Linked DNA regions of Homo sapiens: region 1 is linked to region 2. Evidence: chromatin contacts called from ENCODE Hi-C or POLR2A ChIA-PET data. All regions are on one chromosome and are shown on one strand. The core of a region is the stretch at or near the end of the contact, and the rest is flanking DNA. Distances in the headings are between cores, read along the strand shown. Region 1 overlaps ERGIC1 (endoplasmic reticulum-golgi intermediate compartment 1). Region 2 has its middle 54 kb from the start of MIR5003.

Region 1 (5,561 bases), core at 1,900-4,399, 170 kb after region 2:
GGTTCTCAGTAAGGTGGAGGGAATGAGTAGGTGAACAAACGAGTGAGTTTTTCGCCTCACTCCCTGGCACTCGGCACCGAGGGCTCCGACAGGCTGGTGGCCAGGGCTGACCAGCCAGAGTTTCATCTAAAAGCCTCGATGGCTATTTTTGGGACAAATGACCCACCACTTCCAATGACTTGCTCCGAAATGGCATCTAATTTCATTAAGCCTTGGAAACAGTGACATCACAAGTGCCTGCCCGGTAGCCGCCCACATATGGCGAACCACAGAGTGATCCGAGATTCGTCTGCAAGAACAGGGGAGAACTAAGGTCCCAAGCAGCAAAAGTTAAAATAGCAAAGCTGAGGCATTCTGCTATGAAAAGAAATTACAGATGAAATCCATTAGTCAGACATTTCCAGCGGCAGTTTCCTTGCTTGGGAGCAGGGGAAGACGTGTTTATTCGGGGTTGGGCTCTGCAGCCATTCCTCACTCTGTAGGCAAGATGTGGCCCGGAAAGTGGGTTTCTGTTAAGGAAATCCTATGTTCTCATTGACTTTTAGCACCGACCTTCCTGTACATTCTCATGGAATTTGCTGTATCCTAAGGCGTGAGGAAGCTAGAGACGTGGATTTGGCACCTTTTTGATTAACATAGTGACACTTGTACTTACCACGCCCTTACAGTAAGTCACAAAGTAAATTCAGACGGACTTCATCTTTTCCCTATGGGTTCCTTTGCTTTGTTTTTTTTCCAAGTGAGCGCTGCCTTCTCAGGCACAGAGCAAAAAGGGAGGGAAACACTGCCTAACTCCAGATTCTTGGTCTCCATGGAGGCCATCAAGGCGGTGGCTGTGACATCACCCATCGGGGGCAGGAGCAGCTGGAGGCCCCTCAGAGAGAGCATGGGATCAATGGGAAACCTTCTATGTGGGAGGTTTTATTCCGCACACAACAGAGCTTCCCAGCCTCAACCCTATTGACACTTGGGGCTGGTCATTCTTTGTCGTGGGGGGACCTTCTTGTGTGCCATGGAATGTTTAGCAGTACCCCTGGCCTCTACCTATGAGATGTCAGTAGCACCCCACACCCAGCGACGGCCCAAAAGACAAATGTCCACTGAGAGGCAAAACCTCTCCTTACATGAGCACTAACAAGGATTGATTGGAAAGCTTTTTAGTGGCTTGTGTTTATTTATTTACTTTATTATTTATTTATTTTTTGGAGGCAAAGTCTTGCTCTATCTCCCAGGCTGGAGTACTGCAGAGCCGTGATCTTGGCTCACTGCAACCTCCACCTCCCAGATTCAAGCAATTTTCCTGCCTCAGCCTCCCCAGTAGCTGGGATTACAGGCACCTGCCACCATGCTTGGCTAATTTTTGTATTTTTAGTAGAGACAGGGTTTTGCCATGTTGGCTAGGATGGTCTCGAACTCCTGATCTCAGGTGATCTGCCCGCTCTGGGGCTTGTTTTTATTTTTAAAAATTATTATTATTATTTTATTTACTTATTCTTGAGACAGGGTCTTACTCTGTCTCCCAGGCTGGAGTGCAGAGGCATGATCTCAGCTCACTGCAGCCTGGACCTCCCTGGGCTCAAGCAATCCTCCCACCTCAGCCTCCCAAGTAGCTGGGACTACAGGCGACCACCACCACACCCAACCAATTTTTGTATTTTTTTGTAGAGACAGGGTTTCACCATGTTGCCAGGCTGATCTCAAACTCCTGACCTCAAGTGACCCACCCACTTCAGCCTCCCAGAGTGCTGGGATGACAGGCGTGGGCACCACACCTGGCTTTGTTTTTGTTTTCAATACTCTGAGTTTAATTGCACCTTCAAGTGAGCAAGGCACACCTCTTCTTGAGGCTTTGGCTTTCTCTTCTGTAAAGCGAACGGGTTGGACACAGTGATCTCAGAATCCCTGAGAGAGCTGACCGTGAGGAGCGTTGAGGGCAGGGGGCCCTATGGGGTCTCTGTTTGGGTTCTGCCCCAGCAGGGGATAAACCGCGTGCCCAGCTAGCCCCAGTCCCCACTCCCATTCCCTTGACCCCTGGCATCCAGGTTAGTTTTTCTTAAGTCCAGTTGGTTCCTCTCTTGCTTTAATTTTGGCCCATTTTCCTTTTTAAAAAGTGAAAATGTGGCTGGACGCGGTGGCTCACGCCTGTAATCCCAGCACTTTGGGAGGCTGAGGCAGGCAGATCACCTGAGGTTGGGAGTTCGAGACCAGCCTGACCAACATGGAGAAACCTCATCTCTATAAAAATACAAAATTAGCTGGGCATGGTGGCACATGCCTGTAATCCCAGCTACTCGGGAGGCTGAGGCGGGAGAATGGCTTGAACCTCGGAGGCGGAGGTTGCGATGAGCTGAGATCACGCCATTGCACTCCAGCCTGGAAAACAAGAGCGAAACTCCATCTCAAAAAAAGAAAAAAAAAAAGTGAAACTGTCTAAGTATCCACAAAAGTAGAGAAAACGGTACAGGGACCACGGTGTACTCACCGCCCAGCTTCACCACTGCCCATCTTATCTTAGTCTCATGTTTAAGGCTATCCAGTGGGCCTTATGCTTGTGCAGATCCATTCATGGACTCAGTTCCCCAAGGGCCTAGACTGGGTAGCGAGGAGGGCAGTAGAGGAAAGGTCTGGGACCTGCCCTTGAGAACTCATACTCCAGTGGCCGGGGAGGGCTAGGAGGGAGTGTTTCTTAAATAATAAATATTTATTATAATCCGTCCTTTAGCTTTCTGTGTTTGAGGCTAAGCAGTCCAAATCTTTAACTTTTCTTCCAAATATTTTCCACCCAAATGGGCCTGATTTGTCCCCACACTGTGGGGGAAAAGCAACAGGACCATAAATTAGATCTGGATTCAGATCTCTGCCGTGGCACTTCATAGGTGTGTGAGCCTAGCCAAGTCTCCAGCCTCTCTGAGCCTCATCTGTAAAATGGAACAATAATCCCTAATTTGCAAGTCAGTCAAGACAATTAGATGTGAACATGCTGGTCGAAGGCCTCTGTGGCCCTAGTATATAGCAGGTTTGCTGTAAGCACCCCTTTCCCTCCTCCATTCTCTTCACCCTTTCCTCCACATTCTCTTGACGGAGAGCTGGTCACAACTGGTCACATCACCGCAGCAAGGGACTGACTAATGTCAGCCAGGGAGGACGGCTCACTTCCTGGTCTGTCACATGCCTGGGGTTCTCACCAGCCTCCTGATAACCCATTTTCTTAGTGACATTCATGCTGACTCACTTGGCTTGTGGTCAGTTCTGAAACTAGGGTCTTTTTGAGCTCTCCCTTTACCCCACCACTGCTGCCCAGCGTGGCTCTGTGGCGTGGGAATGGAGTCAGTATTACAGTACGTAGTGTTGAGGTGGCCACTCCCAAGGAGCCAGAAGCTTTGCTAGATTGGCAGCTTCATGGGGTGGTGTCTGCCTTGATCACTTTCATTTCCCCACTGTCTAGAACACTGCCTGGTATATTAGGTGCTTAGCAAATGGCTGTTGAATGAATTAATGAATTTTGAACTGGTCCCTGTCTTCCAGGTGACTCTCATCTGCTCTGGGGCAGCATCCTTGGAAAAGCAGATGAGCAAAACCATGAGACCTTCATCTGATTTACCAAAAAATGAGCTCTAAACTGGTGATTCCCAGAGTACGGGCAGTGGAAGGACCATGCCCTGTGGACTCAGACTTGGGTTTGAATCCTAGCTCTGCCACTCACTGGCTTGGTGACTCTGAGCTTCCATTTTCTCCCTGGAAAAATGAGATATCAGTATTTTCCAGGGTTTTGTGAGAAATACATGCAAATATGTATGTCAAAGTGCCCAGCATAGAATGGAAGTGATTATGGTTAAGCATCATTTACTCTTTCCTTTGATTGCCTTCTGTAGCTTTGGTCCAAATCTCACCTCCCTCTTAGAGCGTCATCATCGCCCAGCCTGCCTCCCTACCCCTGTCCCCATGCCCAGCAAAGACTTACTCTGCCTGACACCCAGGAGTCAGGGTTAAACCAGCACCTAAAATTCAGCACCTCAAATTCAGGTGCCTACAAGGACCAGCCATATGTGAAGACAACAGGCTAAGTGGGGTGGTGGTGATGATGATGATGATGATTACTATTAGAGATGGTGGTCTCACTCTTTTGCTCAGGCTGGAGTACAGTGGAGTCGTCATAGCTCACTGTAGCCTCAATCTTCTGGTCTCAAGTGATTCTCCCACCTCAGCCTCCTGAGTAACTGGGATTATAGGCATGCTCTAAGTGTGATTAAGTGGCATCTCTGTCTTTCATGTTTTTTTAAATTTCCATTTGAAATACTTTTTTAACTTTTTGTTTTGAAATAATTTCAGACTTTTCCGCCAAACTGCAAAAATAGTACAGAGTTCCTGTATGCCCTTTACCCAAGCATCCCCAGATGTTAACATCTTACATAATCACAATACCATGATTAAGAGCAGGAAAATCCATTAGACAGTGCTGCCGGCCAATCTGCAGATCGTACTCAACTTTCTTCAGGTGTCCCCTGATGGCCTTTTTCTGATCCAGGATCTCATTGGATTTAGTTGTCATGTCTCTTTAGTCTCCTTCAATCTGTGACAGTTTCCCCATCTTTTCTTGTGCTTTATGACCTGAGTGCTCTTGACAAATGCCAGCCAGTTTTTGTTTTGTTTTGTTTTGTTTTTTTGTAGACTGCCCCTCACTTTGGATTTGTTTGATGTTCTCTCATTGTTAGATTGAAGCTGTACCTTTTAGGCAGGATCCCCCAGAAGTGGTGCTGTGCCCTCCTCAGTGCGGCATATCAGGAGGCACAGGGTGCCGATGTGTCTCCATGCTTCCGGTGCCCACTGTCTTCACCTGGTTAAGATGATGCCTGGGCCAGGCACAGTGGCTCATGCCTGTAATCCCAATACTTTGGGAGGCCGAGGCGGGCAGATCGCTTGAGCCCTGTAGTTGAAGACCAGCCTGGGCAACATGGCAAAACCCCATCCCTACAAAAAAATTAAAAAATTAGCCAGGCATGATGGTGCATCCCTGTAGTCCCAGCTACTCGGGAGGCTGAGGTGGGAGGATCGCCTGAGCCTTGGGAGGTTGAGGCTGCAGTGAGTCATCACATCACTGCACTCCAGCCTGGGTCACAGTGAGACCCTGTCCCTCCAGCCCCCATCAAAAAGACGATGTCTGCCAAATTTCTCCACTGCACAGTTACTCTTTCCATTTTGTAATTAATAAGCGTTTTCTGGGGGAAGTGCTTTGAAGGTATGTCAATATCCTGTCTTTATCAAAGTTTTGATTTGTTCATTTCTTTATTTCTATGTATGTTTTATCCTTTCTGTTTTATCCAATGGCTTATAATCTGTGATGATTGTTATTTATTTTGATGCTCACATTGTCTATTCTTCGGCCAGTGGGAACCCCAAGTTTTTTTTTTTTTTTTTTTTTTTTTTAAAGACAGGGCCTCACCCTGTAGCCCAGGCTGGAGTGCAAGGCTCACCATAGCATTAAACTCCTGGATTCAAATGATCCTCCCACCTCAGCCTCTTGAGTAGCTAGGACTATAGGCACACACCACCACGCCCAACTT
Region 2 (5,724 bases), core at 489-2,988:
AATGCATCCCCGCAGATGGGGGGCTGCAAAGCCCTGGGGTCAGGCTCTCTGCCTTCCTCGCCTTTGTTCCTTCGTTCGCTGACCGCCAGAGGGCGCCAAAACCCGGGAAATGGCCCGCCTGATGCGTGGACTCCAGGGGGGTTCCCCAGCAAGGGGAAGGGGCCGGGTGCCCAGTGGGTGGGCGCCGTGGCCTCCCTGAAAAACACTGTGGACAAATAAAGACTAAGGCCTGGTTTGACTCCTTCCCCGGCAGCTTCTCAGCTGTGACCAGCAGACACCCTGCCTCTCAGGGGGATGGCAGAAATCCTTGCTGCCCGGTAGGAACTGAGCCCAAGGGCCTGAGGTAGGAAGGGATGTGTTTGCACAGCAAACATTCGTGGATGGAGCCAGCCTGAAAGGGGACTTCTAAGTGGGAAAGAAAAACAAATACTGGTCCCCTACTCTCACATGCCTACAATCCTGGCAACTCCCATAGGTAGGTAGGCATTGCTGTTCTCCATGTCTGCACTTGGGGAAACTGAGGCACAGCTGTACCCAGTGGAGCTTGGTGATGCCTTCCCACCCCTTGCCTGCCTACTGGCCACCCCTGCATCTAGCTGCCTCCACATGAGTGGTTCTCACAGTGTGGTACCTGGAGCAGCAGCAGCTCCTGTCCACCCAGACCTCCTGATTTAGAGACTCTGGGATTGAGCCCAGCAACCTGTGGCTAAAAGCACTCCAGAACATTCTGATGTGCAGTCAAGTATGAGAACCTCTGGTCTGCACCAGCCCTTTCTCGGGCCTGGGCAACACAACTGTGAGGACAGTGAGGCGGGACCCTGAGGGAGGGGAGTGAGAGGTGAGGCTGCTCCATGGGAGAGGTGAGGCCAGTGTCCCAGGCTGCCCAGAGCCCCCTGGGTGGGCAGGGCCCACCAGGTGGAAAAGCCCCAGAAGATACCTTGCACCTTCTGTGCCCACTCAAGTCCCAACAGACAGCCCGAGGGCTGCAGAGGGTTGGCAAGCACTGGCCATGCAGGTTCCCAGGACCCTCCCCTGCCTCCCCCGGAGGGGGCCTGGACAGCTGCCATCTGAACCGGTCCCCAGCCATTCCTCTGCATCCTAACATTGGAGAACTGCAGGCTCTGGAGGTTTTGGACCAGCCAGAGCCAGGTGTGAATTCTAACACATCTGTGACCTAATACAAACCCTGTCCCTCCTTTGATCCTTGGACTGCTCCCGAATAGAAGACGGTCATTATGAAAAAAAAGAAAATGAGAGTGGTTTAGAGAATCGGAGGTGGCTTGGGACATTCAGAGCAGGAAATGGGTCTTGGGGGTGGGACCAGCCGCAGATCACTGGCAATGAATGCCATCCTCAGAGCACAGATTTTGTCCCTGGGGCAAAGGCATTATCCCAGGCAGGCAAGATAATCAGATTTGCATGTTCCAACATTGCACCTGAGGGTCTGAGCTGATGAGAAGGCTGTCCCTGGTGGGCTCCTGGCACCAGCTCTGGGCCAGACCGCCTGGGTCCAAATTCCTACCCTGCCCCATCCCCACGGCTGCAGGACTTTGTACAACAGACATAACCTGCCAATGCCTCAGTGGCCTCATCTGTCAAAGGAAGATAAGGGGAGTAGTGTTCACGAGCATCAGATGAGAGACCTCATGTAAAGTCCATGGCGGAAGGGCCCCATCCCTGATAGCTGTTACTGTCAATCGGTGAGATTGGCCCCAGTTGGTGGGAGCCAGCTGAGGAGAGCAGTCTGTGAAGGCCCTCTATAGGCAGCTTTAGGAACAGCATGGCTCCGTGGGCACAGTGTTACAGGACTCCCTCCAATCCCCACTCCTGGGTGCCCCAGGAAGGGAACTGACGCCCGGATTGGACACTAGCCCCCTCCTCCTTCTCCCGAGGCCTTTGGCCTGGCCCTGCACACATGACCCAGCTTCCTGTTTGTGATGCCAGCGCTGGAGGGAGGAAATTCAGTGCCCCAGCCCCAGGGCTGCAGGGCAGGAATGTGGACGTGTTGACGTCAAAGCTTGTCCTAGTTCTGGGGAAGTGGGATGGGAAGGGCTTCCTGCTGAGCCACCTTTGATCCCAGGTCTGATCTGGGAGAGTGACCCTGGACAGCCGGCCCAGAGGGAGTTCAGACACCCAGAGCTTTCTCTGGTGGCCACCATGGGCACCAAGCTCAGGGTCCTTCCCCAGCATAGCTGTTTGGCCTTGGGCAAATCACCACGCCCCTCCAAATCCCCCACCTGTAAAGCAGGATTAAAAATGTGTATCTCAGAGCATCACCCACTCATCAGATGCGTAGTAAGCTCCTACTTTGTGCTTCATTCTAGGGATGAAGCCTGCCCAGGCTGTGGTGGGCTCTGGCCAGCATCCCCCTGGCTGGTGGGCCAGGGAGTGAGAGGGGCCGGGAGGAGAGGATGCTCGTAGACAGAGGCACAAAGCATGTCCAGAGGTGGCTGCTAGGAGATTTCCCAGCACTAGGGCTGTGACTCAGGCTGAAGCCTGAGCCCAGGCACTTCCTGGCTGGTGACTCAGTTTCCCCAATTCTACAGCGGCATCACACAACATCTGCTTCTCAGCATCGAAGAGGCGTTGAGGCATGGCCGGTATGTGTCTGTGGGGTCCTTCAAAATCTTATTTATCAAGCAGTTAGAGTGGGCTCAGGACTTTGTGTATGTGTTTGCTCTCTCAGGTGAGCCTGAAAAGATCAGGACTGCGACTCCCATTTTACAGAGGGATAACCTGAGGCTCAGTGAGGTGAAGGCAGTTCAAGATCCTTGACAGAGGCTCTGGATCACTGCGCTAGAAAGTGGTGGGGTGGGGAAAGACCGCTGGGCTTTCTGACTTCAGCAACACGTTCTCCAGTAACCAGACTTCCGAACAGTGGCAGACAGGGCCCTCTGCCTGGCAAGCACACACCACAGGACCTGTCCCACAGAGGGCCTCCCAGCCCGCTCTGCCAACCTCACCCACAGGCCCCCAAACTTGAGAGGGTTGACATAGGCCATGGAGACCTGTGCGAATGTCTGCCTTCCCTACTCCAGTCGACCCCCTGCATCACCCAGAGCACCAGGCCAGGGCCTGGAGTCACGCTCTCCTCTGCCCAGCACTGCCAGGAAGGCAGAAGGTGAGACACAGGAGAGAATGCATGGCGAGAGTGGGCATTTATTTGGCACGTCCTAGGTGGGCTGGGCTGCTCGATGAGATTTTAGGTATATTATCACCATCAGGAAGATTCTAGAGGTAATGAAACTGACATCCAAGAGGGGAGGTGACCTCTCCAGGGTCTCCACCCTGTGCGCCTCAGTTCCCCCAACTGTGACATTGGATGAAGGAGCTCATGCTCAGGGAGGCTGGGAGGGGTCCTGAGGAGGGCTCAGAGCAAGGCCTTGGGACAGCATAGTCCCTGCAAGGGAGTGACCGCTAGGGGCCTTCCTGGGAGCCTGCTGTGCCCTCAGCCCCAGCCCTGCCCACCCTCCCTTTCCCTCTCTGCCTTTCTCCAGAGCACGGCTCAGCCCTTTGGGGCTCTGCACTTTGGGGCCAGAGAGACCTGAGTTAGAATCCAGACCTGCCACTCACTGGTTATGCGACCTGGGCTGAGCGGTTCTTTTTCTCTGAGTCTCAGTTTCCTCATCTGTCTGCGTAAATAAATGAGGGTAATAACCAGCCGCATTTCAAGGGGTCTGGAGGTTAGGACATCATATCTTTCAAGTACCTGGTACGCTGTCTGACGCAGAGTAACCATTTAATAAAGCGGAGCTGTTGTTGCTGTCGCTGTCATTGTTGGCGTTTATTTATGAATGTCGAGGCGGCAGGTGGGCCTTGGTGGGACTGTACGGACATTTCCCGGATGCCCGGAAGGTGGCGCTAGAGACCCCCTTGTCGGCTCCCAAGAGAGCGCTAAGCATGGTCTTCACATCATCGGGAAGAAGCCAAACTTAGACGCCCGGATGGTTTCCAGCTCTGTTAATTCCCTGGGCAGATGCTTCCTGAACACCCCAACAATGTTCTCAGGTCCACCACTGGGGCTGCGGACCTGGGGCTCCTCCCCACCAGCCACCCCGCCCTCCCCAACAGGCCTCCACTGCCTTTCTCTCCCTCCCTTTGTCTCTCCTGCCTCCTCCCTCCCTTCGTTTCTTCCTTCCTTCCTTCTTACAAATAGGCACTGTGCACCTACTGTGTGCTGGGCTCTGTACGATGAACTGGAGATGCCCAGGGAAGAAGACCTTTGAAAGGCTGTGCCCTCTGGAACCTCCAAACTACGTGAGGACACAGAAATAAACAAGAGAAAGAAGAAAAAAAAAGATGCTTTCAGATCCTGGCAAGCATCGGGAGAAAATACAACAGGGTGGTGGGATAGAGGGACGGAGGAGCTGGGGTGAGGAGAAGGCGGGAGGTGGTCAGAGGGAAGGGCCGGTGTGGAGGGGGCCGCCGGAGCAAGGACCCTCGGACACGCAGCCCAGCATATCAGGGAGAAGAGACAAGAGGAAGCAGTCGGGTGGGGGCAGATGTGGCCAGAATCAGAAGCGGGTCTGCGAGGTACAGACTAAAGGGCCGGTCAACTGCTGCAGCAACCACAGCCACCACTAATGCTTACTGAGCACTTACTAGGTGCCAGGCACTGGCATTGTCCCATTTTATAGGTGGGGAAACTGCAGAAGGGACCGCAGCCAACAGTGTTTTCAGGGGCCCTGGGAGTTCCCAGGGCCACTGGTGGAAGAAGGAAGAGAGAATGCTCAGTGAGAGTGGGCATGCATTTGGCACGTCCTCGGTGGGCTGGGCTGCTTTATGCTATTTTAGGTACATTGTCACCATCAGGAGGATTCTAGAGGTCATGCAACTGGCATCCAAGAGGGGAGGTGACCTGCCCAAGGTCACAGTCGGGGATTGGCAACCCTGAGACCTGAACCCAGGTCTTCCCCATTTGGGCAGGTGGCCCCCTGTGCCCAGAAGCCTCAGAGCCCTCTGGAACGCCATTTTCCTTGGGCCCCACAAATAATCTGGCTTCAGTTTGCCCCTGAGCCCACCTGTCAGCAAATCCACTCCACATCCCTCGGGGATCCTGCTCTATTCCACCTCCAGCACTCCCACGAATCCCCATCTCTCCCTGGATGGCTGGATCCTGTTTCCTCCTTTCATGACACTCTGACCATCTAAAGTTATCAGACCTACTTGTGTACATTCATCTCCCCCACCAGACTATACCCTGACCCCAGTGGGTCTCCCCAGCCTCCTGCCTCAACCCCCCTAACCTTTCACCCTACCCTTCACCACACAGATGTGCTTACACCATTCTGAACAAGCACACCACTCATGAGAGCAGGCACAGACCCATCTTCATCCCCCTCTCCTCACAGCTGAGCACAGTGTGTGCATGGAGAAGGGGCTCAGTGAAGATAGGTGGATGGATGGATGGATGGAAAGACAGATAGATGAATGGATGGGTGGATGGATAGAAGTCGAATGGATGGATGATGATGGTGGACAAATGGATGAATGACGAATGGGTGGAAGGAAGATTAGTGGATGGATGGATGGATGGATGGATGGGATGGATGGATGGATGGACAGGATGGATGTATGAATAGATGGATGGATGCATGGATGTATGGATGGATGGATGGATGGGTAGATGGATGGATGGATGGATGGATGGATTGGATGGATGGATGAACAGATGGATGGATGCATGGATGTATGTATGTATGGATGGATGGATGGATGTATGGA

The links. A loop is a pair of places that touch in the nucleus more often than their neighbours do. ChIA-PET counts read pairs that join two places held with the same protein, here RNA polymerase II (POLR2A). Pooled maps may share reads with other maps.
Region 1: a loop to region 2 is called in a map of aorta, with 2.4 times the contacts of the local background. The contact joins two enhancer-like sites. A Hi-C loop is called at or near these places in 4 of 168 maps with a recorded cell type or tissue (PC-3, aorta, endothelial cell of umbilical vein and 1 more) and 8 of 50 pooled maps. POLR2A ChIA-PET finds 5 or more read pairs at or near these places in 6 of 52 experiments (A549, H1, MCF 10A and 3 more).

The regions. Positions count from the first base shown.
Region 1 is chr5:172,878,847-172,884,407 of GRCh38, forward strand. The region is part of intron 1 of ERGIC1 (endoplasmic reticulum-golgi intermediate compartment 1); the gene reads left to right. Among named protein-coding and RNA genes, the nearest start is that of MIR10523, 33 kb to the right of the region's middle. RefSeq lists enhancers at 1-597, 3,425-3,514. Within about 2 kb of position 3,150, at least 15 of the 41 ENCODE cell types and tissues checked have a DNase peak (open chromatin) inside an H3K27ac peak, as active enhancers do; they include endothelial cell of umbilical vein, where a contact is called at or near this core.
Region 2 is chr5:172,713,118-172,718,841 of GRCh38, forward strand. No RefSeq gene overlaps it. Among named protein-coding and RNA genes, the nearest start is that of MIR5003, 54 kb to the left of the region's middle. RefSeq lists enhancers at 1-279, 1,495-2,100. Within about 2 kb of position 1,739, at least 23 of the 41 ENCODE cell types and tissues checked have a DNase peak (open chromatin) inside an H3K27ac peak, as active enhancers do; they include endothelial cell of umbilical vein, where a contact is called at or near this core.